2 separate regions of the Homo sapiens genome follow, and region 1 is linked to region 2. Evidence: read pairs that join two places in POLR2A ChIA-PET (ENCODE). Cell type or tissue: MCF 10A. All regions are shown on one strand.

Evidence for each region. Peaks named below come from ENCODE experiments on the same cell type or tissue, not always from the same donor. Only the 100,000 strongest peaks of a DNase experiment are listed, where the experiment ranks them.
Region 1: POLR2A ChIA-PET joins it to region 2 with 5 read pairs; 3 of 35 experiments call an interaction of 5 or more read pairs at or near these places.

Annotation. Positions count from the first base shown.
Region 1 is chr5:143,421,558-143,429,557 of GRCh38, reverse strand. It overlaps a transcript of NR3C1 not described here. Among named protein-coding and RNA genes, the nearest start is that of NR3C1, 22 kb to the right of the region's middle. RefSeq lists an enhancer at 2,440-2,509. In MCF 10A, no CTCF peak of the experiment used is centred here; no DNase peak of the experiment used is centred here.
Region 2 is chr5:143,030,726-143,038,725 of GRCh38, reverse strand. ARHGAP26 (Rho GTPase activating protein 26) reads right to left here. Exons shown (of 23, transcript NM_001135608.3): 13 at 1,465-1,530. Among named protein-coding and RNA genes, the nearest start is that of ARHGAP26-IT1, 160 kb to the left of the region's middle. RefSeq lists an enhancer at 1,053-1,813. In MCF 10A, no CTCF peak of the experiment used is centred here; a DNase peak (open chromatin) is centred at 4,695.

The sequences.
Region 1 (8,000 bases), 390 kb before region 2:
AGTTGCATACAGTTCAAGTTTAGATTTTGTTTGTGAGCGGGAGAATCCAAAGACCAAGTTCCTAATATTCTTTTGCCTGAAAAATGGCTACATAACCTTGCCAAATCTCTTAACATTTTCATGCCTTTGTTTCTAATATGGAAAATGAAGATACTCACCAATTTGTAACTGTAAACTACTACACAAGAATGAGGTATTCATTTAACCATATGGTGAGATTTTGTAGTTAAAATTAATTAATTGTGCTCAGTGGTCAGACTACTGGCTTTAAATCCTGGATCCATTATTCATTACTTCCTATTGTGTAACCTGGGCAAGTTACTTAACTTCTCTTCTCCTTAGTTTCCTCATCTATAAAATGAATAACAGAAGCACTTACCATAAGTGAGGATGAGATAAGATGGTGGTATATGTGAGTGGTACACATCTGTTACTATTATTATCATTGTTATTTATTATTAAGCAGTGAATTTAGACTCAATGTGAAATGGTTTAGAAGTCATCAGCTTCCCGTTTCATGTTCTTAAAGCACTGGTGATAAGAGTATGCCTGTATCATGCAGTTATAACTTTAATCAAAATATGAAAGTAACTTTAATCAAAATGCCAAGTCAAATTAGCAAAGTCAGCCCTTTTCAAAATGTGTGCCCTAAAGTAATAAGGTCTGCAGGGTGTGCCCCAGGGACCTTTGGTGGGGAGTGGGTGGTAGTCAGAATGGCGAAAACAGTGGGGATTTTTAGGGCCCCCACTCACATTGCTTTGCTTTTATAGCAAAAATTGTTGGCTGATGAACAAAATCATTTCCTTTTCTTGGACTCACAGCTAGACCTAACTTCCCAAGTCCTGTACAGTTAAATGTTACCATACAATTACAGTGGAGCCATATGTGTCTGTCTCAACCACCCAAGCCTGCCATTGCAGTGTGAAAGCAGCCATAGGCAATACTTAAACAAAGGGATGTGCTGTGTTCCAATAAAATGTTACCAAACTTTCCTATAGTTTGCCAGCCCCTGAACTAGAGCATGGTAAGGCAAGAGAGAATTGTAGAACGTGGTTGGAAAGGCAGAAGGAGTCAGGGAGGAAAGACCTTGTGGAACTCTAGCACAAAGTTTGGATTTTATCCTAAAAGCAGAAGGGAAGCCTTTGAAGGGTTTTAGAAAAGGGTATGACCTGAATTACAGAAGCTCAGTCCTCAGCAGATCAGTATTTCAACATTCACTCACCATGTGAACCATTGATCCCATTTTGTTACTTCCTCTGTAGAATCTCCTCTTAAGGAAATTGAAAGCAAGCTCCTGAATGAGATGGCATTTTCAGGGAAAGACCAGGAGGCAGACCCCAAGGGGCTTCACAAGATGGCATTTTTGTGGCCTTGGTGGATTTGCCATGACCTTGGCTTGGCAGGATCAGAAACCTGAATCTATTCGCCTGTAAGTCCTCTTTTCTTGTAAGTCCTATAAGACTTACACTAAGTTCAGGTGATTAACATATTAAGTCAAAAAGCCCATTTTAGTAATTTTTAATGAAAAACATAATTGCCACATGTGAGAAGCCCATTCTATTTTCATAGACATACTTATATTAGAATAACAATGACCATAATGGTTAGCATTTATTAACAATAACATTGTGCCAGGCACAGTGTCAAGCATTTTCCATGATGACCTCACAAGTCTATCGGTAGGAATTGTGGTTAAAACCCTCTTATAGATAAAGTCAGAGGTTCTAAACTTATAAGATCACAATGCTAGTGAGTGGTAGAGATGAGATTTGAACCCACACAGTGTAAACCAGAGTGTGGATACCTAGCCACTACAACATAGTGTCTCATAGGAGACATGTTCAGAAGGTTGCTAGTGGACATTGAATCCATGGGGGAAAAGAAGGCAGAAAAATCTGATTTTAATGTTATCAGGTTAATGGGGCCTGATGCAGCCATCTTGCAGAAGAACGGTATTGCTAGCAGGTCCTCCATGTTTGTTTACAACACTGGCTACGGCCTTCCCACTAGGATGGGAATTCCCAAATCCTATAATTTCCTAGATGGTGCTGGAAGAGGCACTGCTGAGGTTTGTTTTGCCAACTATCTTTCCCCTCTTCTTCTTGCCTTATTTGTCATTCTATCCATTAAGGTGACTTTTCATCCATTTTATATGAATTTCATAATTAACCTCTCAGGGTAATTCCCCCAGCCCACCCTACTATCAGGGCAGTCCCCAATATGACTAATCATTCCCACATACTAAGACCACAGACTGCTTCAGAATCTGTATTTATATTTTCACTATTAAAAAACTATGCTATCGTTTCCTGAAATCTCTATGAAAAAAAAATACTAAGCTATATCTGGAGTGAAATGGTCAGTAAGAACACAGTTTGTCACACAAAATAATGAAAATGCTATTTCTTACTTATAGTGCAGACTGGGGTTCTTCCTCTAGAATTAGAAATATTAGGCTTGCTAAGATGTGATGGGGAGTTCATTGGGGCTAGTGTTTTAGCTTTTGAACTCTTCAAAAGGAACAGAAATGAAGAAAAAGACCTGCTTTAATAAACAAGGTTAAGTCTGTATGATTTATGGACTTATGAGCAAATCTGACATCCACTCACATGGGTGGTCCTCCCAAGGGATAAACTTCGTAAAAGCACATTTAAGAAAAAGGGAGCAGATACTGTTGGTGCCCTCTTCACCAGGAGACACACTGAAAGGCTGCAGTAGCACATCAGAGCCTCACAGGTCAGCATCAGCCAAACAGCTGTTCTGTGCATCACAAGAATTCGTACATATTTCAAAATGACTAATTTGTACCTATGAGACAGGATTTGACCCACTAATTTTTGTACCGTAACGTTTTAATAAAAATTGTTTTTTCAAAGCGAAGCTTTGCTGAGCAGATGAATTATCATGTGGGAGTTTAAAAATTAGTCAAAGGAGTCTTGACAACTAAGTCCTTTAAGCTTGGCCTTCCCTTGGCCTCTGCCTACTCCTGATCATAATCTGAATAAACTTTAACTTTTCGACTAGAATGCAAAACACGTGTTTTTGTAAAACGAATATTAATGGCATAACTCGTGCTTTATTATTTTAGCTGATTTGTATCAATGTATCAACATTCCAAAGAAAATAGGGAGCATATGTTGGTTAATAATTTTTGTTATGACTATTGACATGTAATTCACATGACATAAACTTTACCATTTTAAAAAGTACAATTCAGTGAGTTTGAGTATGTTCTTAATTTTGTACAACCATCCCCGCTATCAAATTTCAAAGCATATCCATCACACCAACAATAAACTCTGGTTCTATTAGTAGTCACTCCCAATTCCCTTTTCCCTAGCCCCCTGGCGACCACTAATTAATTATTTCTCTGTCTCTATGGATTTGCCTACCATGAACATTGCATATAAATGGAATCACACAATATGTAGTCTTTTGTGTCTGGCACCTTCCACTCAACATACTGTATTAAAGGTTTCTCCATGTTATAGCATGCATCGATCCACACTTCATTTCCTGTTATGGCTGAATAACATTTTGTCCTCTGAATCTACCATATTTGTTTATCCACTCATGAGCTGATCACTTAGGCTGTTGCCACTTATTAGCTATTATGAATAATGTTGTTATGAACGTTCATGTACAAGTTTTTGGGCAGACATGTTATTTCTCCTGGGTAAATTCCTAGGAGTTGAATTGCTGGGTCATATAGTAACTCTATGTTTACCTTTTTGAGAAAACTGCCAATATGTTTTCCACAGTGTCTGAACCATTTTATAATTTCGCTGGCAATGTATGAGAGTTCCACTTTCTCCACATCTTCACCAACATTTATTTTCCTTTTTTTAAAAAACAATTATTGCTGTCCTAGTGGGTATGAAGTGATATCTCCTGTATTTTCAATTTGCATTTCTGTAATGAATAATGATATTGTGCATCTTTTATGTGCTTATTGGCTAGTTGCACATCTTCTTTAGAGAACTATCAGGTCATTTGCCTTTTTTTGAAATGTTGGTTGTCTTTTTATTGTTGAAATATAAAAGTTCTTTATATATTCTAGATCTAGACCTTTACTGGATATATGACTTGCAAATTCTACCATTTCTGTACGTTGTCTACAATTTCAACCATTCTGTGGGTTGTCTTTTTATTTTCTTCACAACGTCTTTTGAAGCAGAATAGTTTTTCATTGTGATGAAGTCCAGTTTGACTATTTTTTTCTTGTGCTTTTGGTATTGTAACTAACAAACCATTGACTAATCCGAGATTCTGATGTACATACATGCTTTCTTCTAAGTTTTATAATTTTAGCTTTTACATTTAAGTTTTTAATCCATTTTGAGTTAATTTTTTAAATATTCTTTTGCATGTAGCTATCCAGTTGTCCCAATGCTATTTGTTGAATAGGTGATTCTTTCCTCATTGAATGGTCTTGGTATTCTTGTAAAAAATCAGTTGACTGTAGGCATATGGGTTTCTGGACTCTCAATTCTACCCGACTGATCTGAATGCCTATCCTCATGCCAGTACTACACTGTCTTGATTACTGCAGCTTTGTAGTATGTAAGTAGTAGTACGTTTTGTGAGTCCTCGAACTTTGCCTTTTTTTATAGATTGTTTTGCTATTTTGAGTTAAGTATTTTTTTAAAACATCAAGTTAAAAATGAAGCTGCCACTCTCTAAAGGAGGACAATTTCAGAAAGGCACTGAGACCTGTGCTTGGTATGTAGTAGGTGCTTTTGAAAATGTTTGTTGCATGGAATGGATTGATTTCATCTCTATTCTAACACTCAATGCCATGTTCATTTCCCCTTTGGAGCCTTTCATCTCTCCCTTCTCTTTTCTAAGAAAATCAGTAACTCTCTCATTCATACATTGTACACATACATATCTTTATTTGTTTATGTGTCTATTTTCCACTAATTAGACTATAATGCCATATAAGGCTAGAATTACATCTAATTCATTGCTGGGTCCCAAAGCCATGCTTAAGACCATAAGTATATAGGGGTTTTTTTTCTTTTAAAAAGTTTTTATTTTTAATTATTATGGATACATAAGAGTTACAGATATGTAAAGGGTACATGTGACATTTTGATACAAGCATACACCATATAATGATCAAATCAGGGTAACTGGGATATCCGTCACCTCAAGCATTTGTAATGTATTTGTGTTAGAAGCATTGCAATTCCACTCTTAGTTATTTTGAAATATACAATAAATTTTTGTTAACTGTAGTCACCCTGTTGTCTACTGAACACTAGATCTTATTCCTCATATCTGACTGCATTTTCGTATCCATTAAACACCCCTCTTTTTTATTTTTTATTTTATTTATTATTATTATACTATAAGTTTTAGGGTACATGTGCACAATGTGCAGGTTAGTTACATATGTATACATGTGCCATGGTGGTGCGCTGCACCCATTAACTCGTCATCTAGCATTAGGTATATCTCCCAATGCTATCCCTCCCCCCTCCCCACACCCCACAACAGTCCCCAGAGTGTGATGTTCCCCTTCCTGTGTCCATGTGTTCTCATTGTTCAATTCCCACCTACGAGTGAGAATATGCGGTTAAACACCCCCTCTTTATCCCCCCTCCCCACTACCCTTCCCAGACCCTAGTAACCATCATTCTATTCTTTCTCTCTCTGAGTTCCCACATATGAGCAAGAAATGTGATATTTGTCTTTCTGTGCCTGGCTTATTTCTCTTGCATAATGTCCTCCAGTTCCATCCATGTTGATGAAAGAGACATAATTTCATTCTTTTTTATGGCTGAATAACATTTCATTGTGTATATGTACAACATTTTCTTTATTCATCTGTTGGTGGACACTTAGGTTGATTCCATACCTTGGCTATTGTGAATAGTGCTGCGGTAAACATGGGAGTGCAGATATCTCTTCGATATACTGATTTTCTTTCTTTTGGGTATATGTCCAGCAGTGGGATTGCTGGGTAATATGGTAGCTCTATTTTGTTGTTGTTGTTGTTTTTAGGAACCTTCATACTGTTCTCCATAGTGGCTGTACTAATTTACGTTCCCACCAACAGTGTATGAGGGTTCCCCTTTCTCCACACTTTTGAGAGCATCCGTAATTCCCTGTCTTTTTGATAGAAGCAATTTTCACTGGGATGAGATGATATCTCATTGTAGTTTAGACTTATATTTCTCTGATGATTAAGGATGTTGAGTATTTTTGGCCATTCGTATGTCATCTATTCAGATCTTTTGACCATTTTTAAATCAAATTATTTTTTCCTATTGAGTTGTTTACACAACTTATATATTCTGTTTATTAATCCCTTATCAGATAGGTAGCTTCCAGATATTTTATTCCATTCTGTGAGTTGTCTCTTCACTTTGTTGATGGTTTCCTTTGCTGTGCAGAAGCCTTTTAGCTTGAGGTGATCTCATTTGTCCACTTTTGCACTGGTTGACTGTGCTTTTGATGTCTTATTCAAAAAATATTTGGCCAGACCAATGTCATCTCTTGCCATATACAAAAATCAAATCAAATTGGATTAAAAACCTAAATCGAAGGCCTGCAAGTATGAAACCACTAGAATAAAACAATATATATGTGTTGGAGGGAGAGAAGAAAGTAATGAAGAAAGAAAGGCCAGGTGAGAAAGTAAGAGAGAAGGGAAAATGAACAAGAAAGACAAAAGTCATTCCAGGCACTGTTTTAAGGGGCATCTCATTTATTCTTACAACCTTATGAGATAAGCACTCTTACTTTCAGTTTGTTCAGGATGCTATAACAGAATCCCATAGACTGCGTGGGTTATAAACAATAGAAATTTATTTCTCTTAGTTCTAGTGACTGGGAAGTCCATGATCAAGGCACTGACAGAACTGTTATCTGGTGAGGACCTGCTTCCTGGTTTACAAATGGACAGCCATCTTCTCTTCTTGCTTTGTCCTCACATGGTGGGAAGGGGTAAAGAAGCTCCCTGAGGCCTCTTTTATATGGGCACTAATCCCATTCATGAGGGCTCTGCCCTCATGACCAAATCACCTCCCAAAGGTTCCACCTCCTAATGCCATCACCATGGGGTTAGGATTTCAACAGGAATTTGGAAAGGACACAGACATTCAGAACATAGCACCCCCATTTTACAGATAAGAACAGTGAGAAACAGAGAGTTAAATAATTTTCTCAAGGTCATACAACGAACCCGTAGCCTAGGCAGCCTGGCTCTTTGGTCATGTTCTTAAATACTATGCCATACTGTCTCTCAAATAAACACTAAAATCAAGATACTTGGGATGATCGTTGGGAGGCAGAGCCCAGATATCTATACTTTAAACAAATTCCCAAATGATCTGATGGGCAACTCAGATGAAAATCAATGCTTCAAGAAATAGCCAAATAAAACTCTATGGAAGGTAAAGATGGGGAGAGCTTGGTGAGATGTCATACTTGGGAGGAAAAGCCAGGGAAAGTAAGAGAAAACTGGGTATTAGTAAAGATCATGGAGAAGGGAAAACACAAGATATTGCTAGGCTAAAAAAGAGGCAGACCTGATGAAGCAGTGAACACCACTTCAGCCACTCCCTACCTTGGCCCCAGCTGGCCCTGGCTGTGACTGTGTTCCATACTCTGCAATGACATGTAACTTCCACCACGTCCATATCATACCTAAAGCCTACTTCAGTGTGTCCACAAAAGCAAGTAAGAATAAAAAGTAAGAGAAACAACTCACATTTATTTGCTGCTTATTATGTGCCAGGCTATGTCCTTTTTTTTTTGAGATAGAGTCTCACTCTGTCACCCAGGCTGGAGTGCAGTGGTGTGAGCTTGGCTCACTGCAACTTCTGCCTCCTGGGGTCAAGTGATTCTCCTGCCTCAGCCTCCCAAGTGGCTGAAATTACAGGCACGTTTAGTAGAGATGGGGTTTTGCTATGTTGGCCAGGCTGATCTTCAATTCCAGACCTCAAGTGATGTGCCCACCTCAGCCTCACAAAGTGCTGGGATTACAGGTG
Region 2 (8,000 bases):
GACTCTGTCTCAAAAAAAAAAAAAAAAAAAAAAAAAAAAAAGGCCGTATGTCAAAAAATGTATTTCCATTGCATTGTCAGTGATTCACAGTTTTTTACTACACAGATGTACCACTGTTGATTTAACCCATTTTTGAGACATTTGGCCCGTTTCTGATTTTGTACCTTAACATCACCACGGTGTAAACATCCTTATGGCTCAATCTGGCCCATATCCTTATTTCCTCAAGACCAATTCCCAGAAATGTCACCTACTTCTACTTTATATTCTCTGGATATATCTTACATACCTTTACAAGATGCCTTAATTCTTTATTTAAGAGAGGTACAGGGGAAATAACTGAACATTTTAAAAAATGTTTCCATACATTACAACTGTTTTGGAAAAAATATCTTTTGACAGTATACATAAGGGTAGGTTTTTAAATTCTCTCTCTTCCCTCTACTTAATGCCTCACAGTCCTTATGGAAAAAAAAGTGTATATTTCTCAACTGGCAAGTTATGAATCCTGCTTTAAAAGAGAGAATTTCTTTCCACTACTTAAAAAGGGCTGGTAGGCTGAGAGGCTGTGAGTAAATAAGATTCACATCTCTGACAACGGTTCAAATCAAATCCAGTGGAAAGATGGTTAATAGCTTTTCTCAGCGGTACAACAGACCAGCAAACTCAAAGCTTCAAACTGCTGGGACTGAGGAATCTCCTTTGTGGCTGTCTCTGAAGAAGGGATGGAGACCATCAGGATGAACCAGCCTCCTTGATCTTAATGTCCTGCTCCCACAGACCTGGGAAAGATCAGTGTGAACATGGGCCTGACCCCTTTTCTCTACCTGGGTGGTCCCCAGGGACTAGCTCCCCAGAGCATCTTGGGTTCACAGACCCCAAGATGTCTGCCAGAGAAAATTTAGGGTGTCTGTGAACTTAGACAGGAAAACAATTACATCTTTATCTTCACTAACCTATAACTGACATTAAGCATTTCCTTCCTTTATGGATGTAAGCAACAAATTACAGGAGCATTAGCGGTACCTGCAACTTGGTCAGAAATCACAGATATTTTCATAACACATTACAATTATTATGGATATCTTGAAATATCACTGCTCCCAAATTATGTCAGTTATCAGACCCACCACTATCACTTATAAAGTGTTAACAAAGAAACACATATATCATGATACCCTGTGTTTTTTAATATTTTAAAAATCGAATTTCAGTAACTGGTTTCTATAATCATACGTATTTTAGATATTTAACACATTCTTCTGATCAGCCAAAGAAGTTGGTGACACAAAATCAGTTAGGACCTCCTGCTTGAGACCAACAAGACTTGTGGAAATCCACTGACAATGGCACTTGGGGAGCTAATGAGTCACTTAAAGTCAGGAAACAGCAGGTAGCAGGTCTGACTCCTCACCAGATGCGTGACCTTCTATGAGAACAATGCCATCTGTTAAACTACTTTACCTCTGGTTTCCACAGCATGGATGCATTTCCTGATTATGCTGAAGCCAATGCTGTCCAACTGCGCAGCTGAAAGAGCAAGAGAAGGACAGTCAAGTTGCTAGCCATGGAAATCAACCTCAGGATAGGGCTTAACCAAACCAGGATGAATCAATCGCATGCTGTGGTCACATATCCTTTTAGTTTTTCCCAATAACAGTACAGGAATAACATAATAATAATAATAATAGCTGGCATTGATTGAGAGCTTTCCATATGCTAGGTATGGTTTTAAGTGCTTTGCATGTAGTATCTCATTTAGTTCTCATAGTAACCTCAAGCTGTAGTAACCTGTAAAATTATCTTCAATTTACAGGTGAAGAAACTGCAGCATAAGGTGACAGGTACCTTTACATTGCTCTGCTATTAACAGAAGCTGTAGAACTAATTGCGGTCTCCTTCAAAAAGCACAAATTAAGTGGTCTATAAATGTTGGGTAAGTGCTTAAAATAGATTTTCTCACTTGATCTCAGTAAGTCCTCCAGGTTGACATTATCACTAGCCCATATTACAGATGAAGAAACTGAGGCTTGGTAAAACTAAGTATCTTGACCAAAGATGCAGAGCCAATACATGGAGACTTGCTCTAGAGCCCATACCATCAAACTGCCTTAAACGTGTCCCTGAGTTAAGTATAATCCTGCTCAGGTGACTAGAAGAAAGGAAAAATAGAACAAAGAATAAAAGAAGAAAAATGATTCAGAGGAAAATTAAAAGAGCCAAGAACAAAGACACTACCAAAGGAAGCAGCATGAAGGCAGTGGGGCCATCCTCTAGGGGGAAATGAGCAAGTGGTGACAGGATTCTCACCCAGAAAATAAATGATCAACAGCAGCAACTTCTTCCACAGCAGAGAACCACACAAGGCTGGAAACTTCTAACCTGACAACAAGGCTGGAAATTCCCTAAAATTCACCCCCATGTTTTGGTTACCCGGTGATAATCTTTAAGAATGGGTTCATCTTTGACCTTCTTAGGACAGTGGACAAGGCATTCTACCACTTAATGGTCAGAGTGGAAAAGAAAATGGCAGAAAGTAGAAAAGCAAGTATTTATAGATGATTTGCGGTCATCTCAGGGAAAGTAATAAACTTGTAATATTTGAGAAGTGAGCAGAACCTGAACTCACCTTGGATCTAATCCAAACTGAATCTTTCTTTAATTCTTAGCGTATATGGGTAAACTTAGATAAAATGAACATTTTATTTTTTTATTTCCATAGGTTATTGGAGAACAGGTGGTGTTTGGTTACATGGGTAAGTTCTTCTTTTTTTTTTTTTTTTTTTTTTTGAGACAAGGTCTTACTCTGTCGCTCAAGCTGGAGTGCAGTGGCATGATCTTGGCTCACTGCAACCTTCGCCTCCTGGGTTCAAGCGAGTCTCCTGCCTCAGCTTCTCTAGTAGCTGGGATTACAGGCACCCACCACCACATCTGGCTAAGTTTTGTATTTTTAGTAGAGACAGAGTTTCACCATGTTGGCCAGGCTGGTCTTCAACTCCTGACCTCAGGTGATCTACCCGCCTCGGCCTCCCAAAATGCTGGGATTACAGGCGTGAGCCACCGCACCTGGCCTACATGGATAAGTTCCTTAGTGGTGACTTGTGAGATTTTCATGCACCTATCACCCAAGCAGTATACACAGCACCCTATTTGTAGGCTTTTATCCCTCACCCCCTTCCCATCCTTTCCCCCACGTCCCCAAAGTCCATTGTGTCATTCTTGTGCCTTCGCATCCTCATAGCTTAGCTCCCACTTATGAGTGAGAACATACAATGTTTGGTTTTCCATTCCTGAGTTACTTCACTTAGAATAATAGTCTCCAGTCTCATCCAGGTAGCAGCAAATGCCATTAATCATTCCTTTTTATAGCTCAGTAGTAATCCATCATATATATACACCAAAGTTTCTTTATCCACTTGTTGACTGATAGGCATTTGGGCTGGTTCCACGTTTCTGCAATTGTGAATTGTGCTGAAGATTTTAAAACATTTTTTAATCACCAAGAATTCCCAAAATCAAACTAAAAAGGAATGCTAATTCCTAAAACAACTCTTCCCAAACTGAAATATTAATAGTTCCTATACTTACATACATACTTATTGCTTAGTGATGCTTATTACAAACACACTCAGCCTCTAGGATAGTAAGTAAAGTACCAGAAAAGAAACAGAAAAACAATGTTTTTCTCCCTGGAGATTACTTGCTATACAAACCATTCTTTTTATTCCCTTAAAATGGTAAGGAGCCTATTAACCCAATCCCTTGTTTTTCCCAGTATAAATAAAGTATTTGCTCTGCAAATTATGGCATCTCAAGATTCTGATTACAGGCTGAAAGCCCAATTAAAATAATTCTTCCAAATAAAACTCAACTCATGCGGCAGGCATTTTTCAAATTTAATAACAACCTATAATACAGAGGCCAAATACCTGTTGGAATCCAGGGGAGGAATTTTTTTTTTTTAAATAACAGCTTTCTTGGTATATACTTCATATACCATAAGTTTACCCATTTTAACTATACAATTCAGCAATTTCTAGAGTATTTACAAAGCTGTGTATTAATCACTATTATCTAACTCCAGAACATTTTTGCCCTCCTCCCTACCCCAAAAACCCATACACATTAGCCATGTCTTCCCTTCCCCCAGCTGTGGGAAGAATTCCTTTTCTATGGATTTGCCTATTGTGAACACCTCACATAAATGGGAATCATACACGATGCGGTCTTTTATGTCTAGCTCCTTTTACTTAACATAATGTTTTCAAGCCCTAGCCATGTTGTAGCATCAGTACTTCACTTATTTTTATGGTTAAATAATATTCCACGGTCCAGATATATCACATTTTATTTATCCATTCATCGGCTGATAGATATTTGGGCCATTTCCACTTTTTGGCTGTTGTGAATAATGTTACTATGAACATCTGTGTACAAGTCTCTGTGTGAACTGGTATTTTCATTTCTTTTGAGTATACACCTAGGAGTGGCATCGCTGGGTCACAGAATGACACCGTGCTTAACTTTTTGAGGAATTGCCAAACTGTTTTCTAAGCAGCTGCACCAGTTTTCATTCCTACCCGCAATGTACGAGGGTTCCAATTTCTCCTAATCCTTGCCAACATTTGTTATTGTCTTTTTTATTATAGCCATCCTAGTGGGTGTCAAGAGGTATCTCATTGTGGTTTTGACTTGTATTTCCCTAATGACTAATAATGTTGGGAATCTTTTCATGTGCAGGGAGGATTTTCATTCCTTTATACAGTAGTCACAATAGAGCCTACTGGAAAGCATTTGTCAGACGGGGAATTACGTTTTGTGCTAAAGGAGTTTCCCAAAATGTTTATAACTACGATTCAATAGTCAGGTGAAGCCTTTTAGTTCTTCTTTTGAGAGGTGCTTAAGATCATCTTTTCATAGCAATGAGAATCAAAGAAGTCTGGGAGAGAAAAAATTGCCATTTTACACAGTGCTACGGGGAGCTGCAGACATTGATTCTGAACTAGGATGTTTCAAGAGTAGGCTTGTGAACATGGTCTTATTCTAGGCATTGACGAACTTCTGCCCTAGACAAAGGCTATTTCTTTACCCTCTGAACATCGATAAAAGTTTTGAAAAATTGAAAAGAACCTAGCATCTGACAGTGATGACCCCAGTGGTCAGAAGATACATGCATGTAAAGCCATCAGCCCAATTAGTGGACATAACCCTCTAGAGGCAAATCAGTCATTGAACCTTTTTTTGTGTGTGTGGCACTGTAGGAAGTGCATCCTTTTCTAGGTAAGTAATATTTACTGGAAAAGAATAAAATGGACGCTTCCAAATACATCCAGAAAATAATCAAAATTTTACCCACTACTACAATTACTTCTTTTGGTAAATGGCAAAGCAAAACCTCCACATTCAATCTGAGTAAATGTTCCTCCTTTGGTTTTCCCAGCGTTAGAGATTCTCCAATTTGTTTGAAACCAGCAAACTCCTTTTCTTGGAATTAAGTCTTACACAGATGTTACACATAAAGGTCTTACATATGACATGTGTAATCCAGTATTTCTCAGTTTATCTTAGTTGTCTAAGTTCAAATGGATACGATATTTACATATTGCAAAGTCAAACATTATGAGCTCAAGATAACTCTGTTAGCCTCTAATGTATTAAAATTGCATATTGATGATAATTATTTACAGCCTATAAACAGATAACACTGTGTTAAGAAATGGAATCTCTTTCAAACAACTGTTTCTCCAACAAGGAATTCAAGAAATACAGGTTATCAACCACTGCTCTAAACCTCTAAACTGGAACTAGTGTAAATTATCACATTGCCCACTGCCTGGGGACCCCCATCTCTCTTTGTCTCTTCTTTTTCACACACACACATGTGCATGCATGCACACACACAAAGAGCTTGATTTCCACTCTCATCAACTTGAGTTTCCTGCTGATTAGATTACTAATAATTAACAACGGTTTTATTATTTATCATGGACCAAGTACCATAATGTGATAGGGACTACAGTGCACACATAACCAGATCATTAGTCCTAATCTCTGCCCAGTAGGGATATAATCTAAGTTAATTGAGATCTCCTAGTCTGAAAAGCAAATTCCCACTAAAAGGTTTAGAACACTATCACCACCAAGCTGCGTTTGCTAACGACAGAAAAAGTCTGAGTGGCTCGCCAGATGGAGGCGGCTGTCCTTAATCCCCTCAAGCAGGTGATTCAGCTCTTTCACTGAGCCAAGGCTCAGAAAAGGTCAGGGATTTATTAGCAATTTCTGTATCCCTATAATCTCCAGCAATAATCTCTCATTAAATATCTACTAGGCTTGCATTAGTCCCTTAATTTGACTTGTGATGAGTTGTCGCAGGACCTGTGTCTCCCAGGGCCAACATCCACCATCCTGCAGTTGAGGCTTCGGCTGGTTTACTTCCCTCCCTCAGCCTCAGGTTCAGCTCTGCTCAGTGTACACACGAGGCAGCCCAAACAGTTGTCTCATCATGAATGCTGGCAGAGCTTGCACCAAATATCCAGGTTGGCCTCCCAGGTTAGAAATGTGCCATCCTCTTAACTTTCATTTCAACTTTTGAAGCCTTGTTGCTTTGTCTCCTTTCAGAGAAAGCAGCATGCTAGGGTAGCAAAGTCGATTTTCTCAAAGTTCTCTAGAGAACACGTGAACACAGGAGAGGTGGGTTTATGCTCAGTAACCTTGAAGAATCTTAGGGAAAACCACAGACGTGGGAAGAGGATGCCTTGGGCTATCATGCCTAGGATATGAACCCCGGGAGGCTGGAGGCAGGTTACATCCAGAGACTAGCTGTCTTACTGCAAAAGGATTAAAAGAACAACTCTAAGGTACAATCAAATGATTTTCTTATCTAAAAGGAGGAGGCTTGAATCGCTTGAACCCAAGAGGCAGAGACTGCAGTAAGCCGAGACTGCACCACTGCACTCCAGCCTGGGCAAGACTGTCTCAAAAAATAAAAATAAATAAAAGGAGGAGGTTGGTGGGCCAGGGAGACAGACATGGATTTTAGCATAACTGCCACTGCTATACAACCATAAGGTCAACGCCATGTCCTGAAGCTTCTGGGACCTCATCTGAGATACTTTTCACTGGCTCCTCCCAGCTATTAAAAAAAAAAAAAAAAGAGGTGTGTAGGTGGTCGGAAAATTATAACAAAATCACAAGTATCACCCTTGGCACCACTTCTTACCTCCCATTCCAAATTATCACCAAGTCCCTCAATTGTCTCTTCTAATGCCTCTCAATTTTGTCCAATTTCTTCATCATCATCATCACCATCCTGGTCCCTACCTCAATCATCTGTTGCCAGGATGACTGCATTAACCTCCTGGCTGGTCTTCTTATTCTTCTTGTTCCTGTCTGCCCTCTGCATTGCAGCCCCTATGGTCTTGACAAAATCAGAGCATATCACCTCCCTGCAGCACCTTGCTGCCCTTGGGAGAATAACCCCAATCCTTACTTGCTCACAAAGCTGTGTGTGACGGGGCCCTGCCTGGCCCTCCAGCTTCTTCAGGGGCCACTGTGCCAGCTCTGAGCACCTAGCCACACTGGCTGTCTTTCAAGAACATTCAACTAACCATGCTTTCTCCCCAGCACAGACTGTGGATTTCGCACGGGAGCCTTTGGCTCCCAACTCACATTACCCTCAAGTGTCCTTTCCTCAAGAAACTCACTCAGACGTTCCCACCTAGGTTAAAGCCCCCATTGTGCACTCAGATACAGGACCATCAACCTTTCTTTCAGACTATGATGCACCACTGCAAGTTTACACTGATATGTGTGATTCTGTGAAAAATGTCTACCAAACTAGAATACTTATTCATGAGGGCAATGGTCCAGGTATATTTACTTCACTGGCTACTACAGCTCTATCTTTCACCATCAACTATAGCAATGGATATGAATTGGAAGTGTGTGCATGCACGTGTCATTTTTCATTTTGGATACGTGAATAGGTAAATTAGTGAATG